Linked DNA regions of Homo sapiens: region 1 is linked to region 2. Evidence: chromatin contacts called from ENCODE Hi-C or POLR2A ChIA-PET data. All regions are on one chromosome and are shown on one strand. Each heading gives the region's core, a stretch centred on a gene start or an enhancer-like site at or near the end of the contact. The rest is flanking DNA. Distances are from core to core; before and after follow the strand shown. Region 1 has its middle 26 kb from the start of ETV6. Region 2 holds the start of LINC01252 (long intergenic non-protein coding RNA 1252).

Region 1 (3,559 bases), core at 822-3,321, 76 kb after region 2:
TGCTTCCTTGAACTCCTGGGCTCAAGCAATCCCCCAACCTCAGCTTCCCAAGTAGCTGGGACTATAAATGTGCATCACCATGCCCAGCTATTTTTTTTTTTTTTAAGAGATGAGAGTTTCACTGTGTTGCCCAGGCTGAAGTGATCCTCCAGTGAAGTGATCCTCCAGTTTCAGCCTCCCAAAGTGCTGGGATTACAGATGTGAGCCACCATGCCCCGCCAGAAACATTCACTTTTTCTCCCCACCCGATCCTTCCAGAATTCGGAAATCTTTATTGAATATTCTTATTTTCATGGTGATGTATTTACATATGTTCAGTAAGAATCTCTTGTCCTTATAACAGAATGCAATTTGAAATATTACTTATATTAGCAAGGCTTTCACTGGAATATCATATTTTAGGATGATGCACATAAAATCAGATAACATCAGACAGTTTTAAGGAACTGTCAGAAGCACTTGAACAAGAGCAACTCCATCTTGAATAGGGGCTGAGTAAAATGAGGCTGAGACCTACTGGGCTGCATTCTCAGATGGTTAGGCATTCTAAGTCACAGAATGAGATAGGAGGTCGGCACAAGACACAGGTCATAAAGACCTTCCTGATAAAAACAAGTTGCAGTAAAGAAGCCGGCCAAAACTCACCAAAACCAAGATGGTGATGAGAGTGGCCTCTGGGTGTCCTCACTGCTACACTCCCACCAGCACCATGACAGTTTACAGATGCCATGGCAACGTCAGGAAGTTACACTGTATGGTCTGTAAAGGGGAGGCATGAATAACCCATCCCTTGTTGAGCATATCATCAAGAAATAACCAGCAGTGCTGGCGCTGATCTGTCTATGGAGTAGCCATTCTTTCATTCCTTTACTTTCTTAATAAACTTACTTTCACTGTAATCTATGAACTCGCCCCAAATTCTTTCTTGCTTGAGATCTATGAACCCATTCTGGGGGTCTAGATCAGGACCCCTTTCTGGTAACAAAACTAATGCTGACTTTATGAAGCCAGTGCTTAAAAAGCCCCTTGAAATATTGGCCTGGTACCTGATTAACAGGGTTCCCAACCTAACAGGTGAGTAAAAAAGGTCACTTCTTGGTAGGCCCAGGAAGCTGAAAATATTTTGGGGACCTCAAGAAAAAAGGAATTCACCCAAATCTGTAGGTATTGCTGGTGAAGGCTGATGGATTGGTTTCCAGCTTTGATAGGCTTTAACAGTCTAACCTGAAATTCCTTATTAAAAGTTGCAACAAAGCAGACTCAAAAAGAGCTTACATTGTCAATCATTATTCTTGCTATTTTTATGTAATAATCAGGCCAAGGTCAATGAGATTGACTTATTTTGCAACAAAAATAGTGTTACTTTGATTATCTTTCATAGAAATAGGGGTGATTGTAGAGAGAACTATGCTGTTTCAATTGAAAACTATAGCACACCCTTGTGGATTGTCAAATTCTAGCCGTGTTCACTGCCTTTCAGCTTTTTTAACCTCTCTGTAAACTGACTCCTGCTGTGTTTTGCATTTTGTCAGTAATTAACATTTCTGATTTTAATCTCACCTGATTTGGCACCACTGAGAACTAAAACCTGACTGCCTAGATCCGTATTGACACTACCCAGAAAAAGCCCTGCAAGCTGAAACTGGGCCCTTCCGTGCTCTGCTCTGAGAAATAACCATAACTGTCACATTGTATATGCCATTCCCAGAGACATTCAAACCACAAACCCAGAAACACTTCAGACTGCCACGGCCCGTCCTCCTTCTATCACCTAGAGATGCGTTGAGCCCAACATTCAGAAATCTTCTCAACTGATTGCCCTCTGGCCTCAGAAACTGGGTTTATAAACAGTTCTATCTATTAACCTTGGTTTTCTTTTGTTTCCATAGAAAGGTCCTCATTAAATGTCTTACAGCACCATATAGAGACCTAACCGGTGGGCACCCTATTCCCTCTGGCAACACAATCTCTTGAGATACAACTTTCTGAGTAAACTGAACTCTTATACACTGTTGGTAGGAATGTAAGCTATTCCCAGGACTGAGAGACTGGTTCAGTGAGATGGGGCAATGTGTTTAAATTTGTCCTTTTCTGCTTACTCACTCTCGTTCCAATCTGTTTTCCTTCCCTTTGCAGATCTCTTATCTTGCAACACCTAATCCGAATCTCTCTCAACAGCTACAAACTTGGCTTTTGATGTATGAAACGTCCTGAGAAAAAGAAAGTTTCAAAGGGTGGGATAAAGGGTTCCAGAATATGCCACCCAATATATGGATTATTTTGAGCTAAAAGCAACTGAGAACCAACAGACACAGGAAAGGCTCTTTCTGTCCCCTAACTGCCTAAAAGCAGAATATAAATTTCCCCTTTTGTAAAGGAAATTTATATTTATAAAGTAAATTTCTCTTGGTGAAGATTCCTCTGTACCAGAAAGAGAGCTAGGCCTGGGGATAACCCATCACCTGAGACACTCTTACCTGCATAACCCTTATTTACATACACGTATACATTTCCTGCCTTACTTTCTCAGGACTTGTCTTCTCTACTCAGAAGCCCCAAACCCCTTTCCCTTTGTTTAGTCTGAGATGCTATATAAGCTTCAATCATCTGGGTCTCCTTGAGTCTTTTCTTTGTGATACTCCCACGTGTATGTATGCACATAATTAATCTGTTTTTTTCCTCTTGTTAATCTATGTTTTGTTAGTTTAATTTCCAGGGCCTCAGCCATAGAATCTATTGGGTAGAAGGAGAAAAAGTTATTTGTCTCCCCTAGAAGCCAAAATGCAGTCCTAGCCATAGCAATCAAGCAAGAGAAAGAAAAAAAAAAAAGGCATCCACATTGGAAAAGAGGAAGTCAAGTTGTCTCTCTTTGCAGATGACATGATTTTATATATATGTATATATATATGTATATATATACATATATATATACATATATATACATATATATATACATATATATACATATATATACATATATATATGTATATATATACCTAAAGACTCCAATTTAAAAAAAAAAAACCTCTAAGAACTGATAAATTCAGTAAGGTTGCAGGATACAAAATCAACATACAAAAATCAGTAGTGTTCTATACACCAATAACAAAGTAGCTGAAAAGAAAATCAAGAAAATAATCACATTTACAGTAGCTACAAAAATAATAAAATATCTAGGAATAGATTTAATCAAGGAGGTGAAAGACCTCTACAGGGAAAACTATAAAACACTAATGAAAGAAACTGAAGAGGAAACAAACAAATGAAAAGACATCCCACACTCATGGATTGAAAGAATTAATATTGCTAAAATGAACATACTATCCAAAGCAACCTACAGATTTAATGCAATTCCTACCAAAATATCAATGACATTCTTCACAGATATTTTTTTTAAATCCTAAAAATCATATGGAACCACAAAAGACCCTGAATAGCCAAAGCAGTCAGGACTTAAGCAAAAAGCACAAAGCTGGAGGCATTACACTACCTAACTTTAAAATACACTACAAAACTACAGTAGCCAAAACAGCATGGAATTGATATAAAAACAGACACA
Region 2 (3,730 bases), core at 533-3,032:
AGAACCCATATTGACCGCAATTCATCACACTTCTGTAACTTCAGAACTCACTGCTGACTGGTGGAGAAGGTTGCAATTGCATTCAGTCCGAATCTCTGAACATATTATTTAGAAATATTAGCTTATCCAGCTGCCTACGGAGCTTCCCATCTGGGCTTTCAGTTGCTACATTCTCTAAAGCCGTATCTGACCCACACCTTACTAACACTATGTGCTTCTACAGCATTCACCCAGTGTTACAGCTCTTTTAGAATCTGTCTAGCAGGTTTTCCAGTCTTCACTGGAAAGCCCTTGCCCCCAAATATAAAAAAATAATAAGGCATTCACCCCTGAACTTTAGCAGGGCTTCCAATCGCCTTTAAGCACTCATTTAAAAGAAAAGTCTTTTATTCCCTTATAATAGTATTAAATCATTAGCAAATGATTCTCAAAACTATTTTTTGAGTGCTCTCTTCTGTGTGAGAATGTAGGAAATGATGACCAAGTATACGAAGTTGGACATGCCTAGTCCCAGGTGGCCTTTTCCTATTGGCACAGCTGCTGGCATTCACCCGTGCAAGCTTCTAGCTTGCTTGTCTATGTCTGCAGCTTGATTTTACAGGCTGCTCATTGTAAGAAAAGAAAACGATTTGAGGGCTGCTTTTCATTAAAAGGAAAACCTTACTGAGGACTTCCTTACCCTCACTATCTGCCTAAATAATTTCTTCTTAACTCCTATATCACTTATAAGAGGAGAAAGCAGACACACAGGGGGAACTCAGTGTGACAGCACAGGCGGAGCCTGGAGGGATGCCCAGGAATGCCAAAGAGACGCACAGACTGGTTTCTCTCTCACAGCCCCCAGAAAAACCTAACCCTGCCAGTGAGAGGTGACAGCGTGCTGGCAGTCCTCACAGCCCTGCTCGCTCTCGGCGCCTCCTCTGCCTGGGCTCCCACTTTGGCGGCACTTGAGGAGCCCTTTAGCCCACCGCTGCACTGTGGGAGCCCCTTGCTGGGCTGGCCAAGGCCGGAGCCGGCTCCCTCAGCTTGCAGGGAGGTGTGGAGGGAGAGGCGCGGGCGGGAACAGGGGCTGCGCGCGGTGCTTCCGGGCCAGCGCGAGTTCCGGGTGGGCGTGGGCTCGGCGGACCCAGCACTCGGAGCGGCAGGCCGGCCCCACCAGCCCGAGCAGTGAAGGGCTTATCACCTGGGCCAGCAGCTGCTGTGCTCAATTTCTCGCCAGGCTTTAGCTGCCTTCCCGCGGGGCAGGGCTCGGGACCTGCAGCCCGCCATGCCTGAGCCTCCCCCACCTCCGTGGGCTCCTGTGCAGCCGGAGTCTCCCCGACAAGCGCCACCCCCTGCTCCGCGGAGCCCAGTCCCATCGACCACCCAAGGGCTGAGGAGTGCAGGCACACGGCACCGCACTGGCAGGCAGCTCCACCTGCAGCCCCGGTGGGGGATCCACTGGGTGAAGCCAGCTGGGCTCCTGAGTCTGGTGGGGACGTGGAGAACCTTTATGTGTAGCTCAGGGATTGTAAATACACCAATGGGCACTCTGTATCTAGCTCAAGGTTTGTAAACACACCAATCAGCACCCTGTGTCTAGCTCAGGGTTTGTGAATGCACCAATGGACACTCTGTATCTTGCTACTCTGGTGGGGACTTGGAGAACCTTTGTGTGGACACTCGGTATCTAGCTAGTTTGGTGGGGACGTGGAGAACCTTTGTGTCTAGCTCAGGGATTGTAAACGCACCAATCAGCGCCCTGTCAAAACAGACCATTGGCTCTACCAATCAGCAGGATGTGGGTTGGGCCAGATAAGAGAATATAAGCAGGCTGCCCGAGCCAGCAGTGGCAACGCGCTCGGGTCCCCTTCCACACTGTGGAGGCTTTGTCCTTTCGCTCTTTGCAATAACTCTTGCTACTGCTCACTCTTTGGGTTCACACTGCCTTTATGAGCTGTAACACTCACCGCGAAGGTCTGCAGCTTCACTCCTGAAGCCAGCGAGACCACGAACCCACCAGAAGGAAGAAACTCCAAACACATCTGAACATCAGAAGGAACAAACTCCGGACACGCCGCCTTTAAGAACTGTAACACTCACGCGAGGGTCCGCGGCTTCATTCTTGAAGTCGGTGAGACCAAGAACCCACCGATTCCGGACACACCAGCACCCGGATCTCAGACCTCTGGCCTCCGGAACTGTGAGAGAGTAACTTTCTGCTGTTTTAAGATACCCAGCTTGTGGTCATTTATTACAGCAGCCCTAGCAAACGAACCCAGTGTGGTTTGCAACTTCAGTTATAGCATCTACCATCAGCCCAATTCAAAAGACCATTTATTTAATCAGCAACGTTTCCCCCGTCACTCCTTATGGGGCAGTATCCACTGTAGGCTACTGATTCTACTTAGTGCTTTAAGTCAGCGTTGCCAGAATCATACTGAAACACATACCTGGGGCTTCTAGGGCATCTCCTAGTCAGCCTTGTCAAAATCAACAGTTTTGAAAATACGCTCTATGGCAGTCCTGAATTCCACAGGGGTGGAATTCAGAGCCGCTCTCCTCTTGTTTGTCGTATTTTATAAAATGGATATTTAATTCTGTTTCACTATTTGCTTTCATTACTAAAATTTCCCAAAATACATGAAAATAGAGGGTACTCGAAAAACCCAACTTTAAATAAAATAACCGTGAGTATTCTGCCATACTTGTTTCTGTGTTAATATAAGAATTTATTTGAAGAGTTCTGCTATAATGTTTTTAAATACTGGTTTCAATAACTCTCTTCCAATACAGATTACACTTTGTTAGCTCCAATAATTGCTGCATGGTGAATTTAGTCTATTGAAAAGGAAGTGTCAGGTCTGAGTGCCAATTATTGTACTTGACCCAAGGTAACTCTCTTTCAAGGTACTGCGTTGGGTTCCCACTGAATTATTTTACCACATTCGAAATCCTTCATCAGAAATTCAATGTCTTTTATTATGATACATGAAATGATCTAATAAATCTCACTGCACACTGTTACTTTGATTTCTCCAATGAACCACACCTCTCAGAATGCACGCCCTTGTATAGTCCCCTCTCATGGTGACAGCAGGCTTAGCCTTGTGACTAGCTTTGACAATGGGGATATTAGCAAGCATGATGCAAGTGGATTCTGATAAGCTTGATGCTGTATTTATTTGCTTTGGCTGCCATAATAAATGATCACAAACTGGGTATCTTAAAACAGCTCCTTTTTCAGATGTTTCTCCACATTCTTCCAAGGCAAAAAGAAAAGAAAAAGAAATACACACAGACACATACATATATGTTTCAGTTCAATAAGTTTTTGTTGTGTTTTGTTTTGTTTTGTTTCAGACAGAGTCTTGCTCTGTCGCCCAGGCTGGAGTGATGAGGCGCGATCATCACTCCACCTGGGCTCACTGCACCTCCGCCTCCCGGGTTCAAGCGATTCTCCTGCTTCAGCCTCCTGAGCAGCTGGGATTACAGGTGAGTGCCACCATGCCCAGCTAATTTTTGTATTTTTCTTAGTAGAGACAGGGTTTCACCATTGTTCGTCAGGCTGGTCTCGAACTCCTGACCTCATGATCCACCCACCTCGGCCTCCCAAAGTGCTGGGATTACAGGCGTGAGCCACCGCGCCCAGCCTCAATAAGTATTTATTAAGTGTATAACACATGGCAGAAACTGTGCTAGATACTGAAACTATAATGGCAAAAATCAATTCCTGTCCTCTGAATTGGTT

What was found. Hi-C counts contacts between places; a loop is a spot of excess contacts on that map. ChIA-PET counts read pairs that join two places held with the same protein, here RNA polymerase II (POLR2A). Pooled maps may share reads with other maps.
Region 1: a loop to region 2 is called in a map of ascending aorta, with 2.7 times the contacts of the local background. The contact joins the enhancer-like site here to the promoter of LINC01252 in region 2. A Hi-C loop is called at or near these places in 1 of 168 maps with a recorded cell type or tissue (ascending aorta), 16 of 37 single-sample maps with no recorded cell type and 15 of 50 pooled maps. POLR2A ChIA-PET finds 5 or more read pairs at or near these places in 3 of 52 experiments (H1, activated CD4-positive, alpha-beta T cell and activated naive CD4-positive, alpha-beta T cell).

The regions. Positions count from the first base shown.
Region 1 is chr12:11,621,505-11,625,063 of GRCh38, forward strand. No RefSeq gene overlaps it. Among named protein-coding and RNA genes, the nearest start is that of ETV6, 26 kb to the right of the region's middle. Within about 2 kb of position 2,072, at least 3 of the 41 ENCODE cell types and tissues checked have a DNase peak (open chromatin) inside an H3K27ac peak, as active enhancers do.
Region 2 is chr12:11,546,248-11,549,977 of GRCh38, forward strand. LINC01252 (long intergenic non-protein coding RNA 1252) reads left to right here and starts at 1,783. Exons shown (of 8, transcript NR_033890.1): 1 at 1,783-2,113; 2 at 3,343-3,474. The region is part of intron 2 of LOC124902877 (a long non-coding RNA gene); the gene reads right to left. It also overlaps the pseudogene RNU7-60P.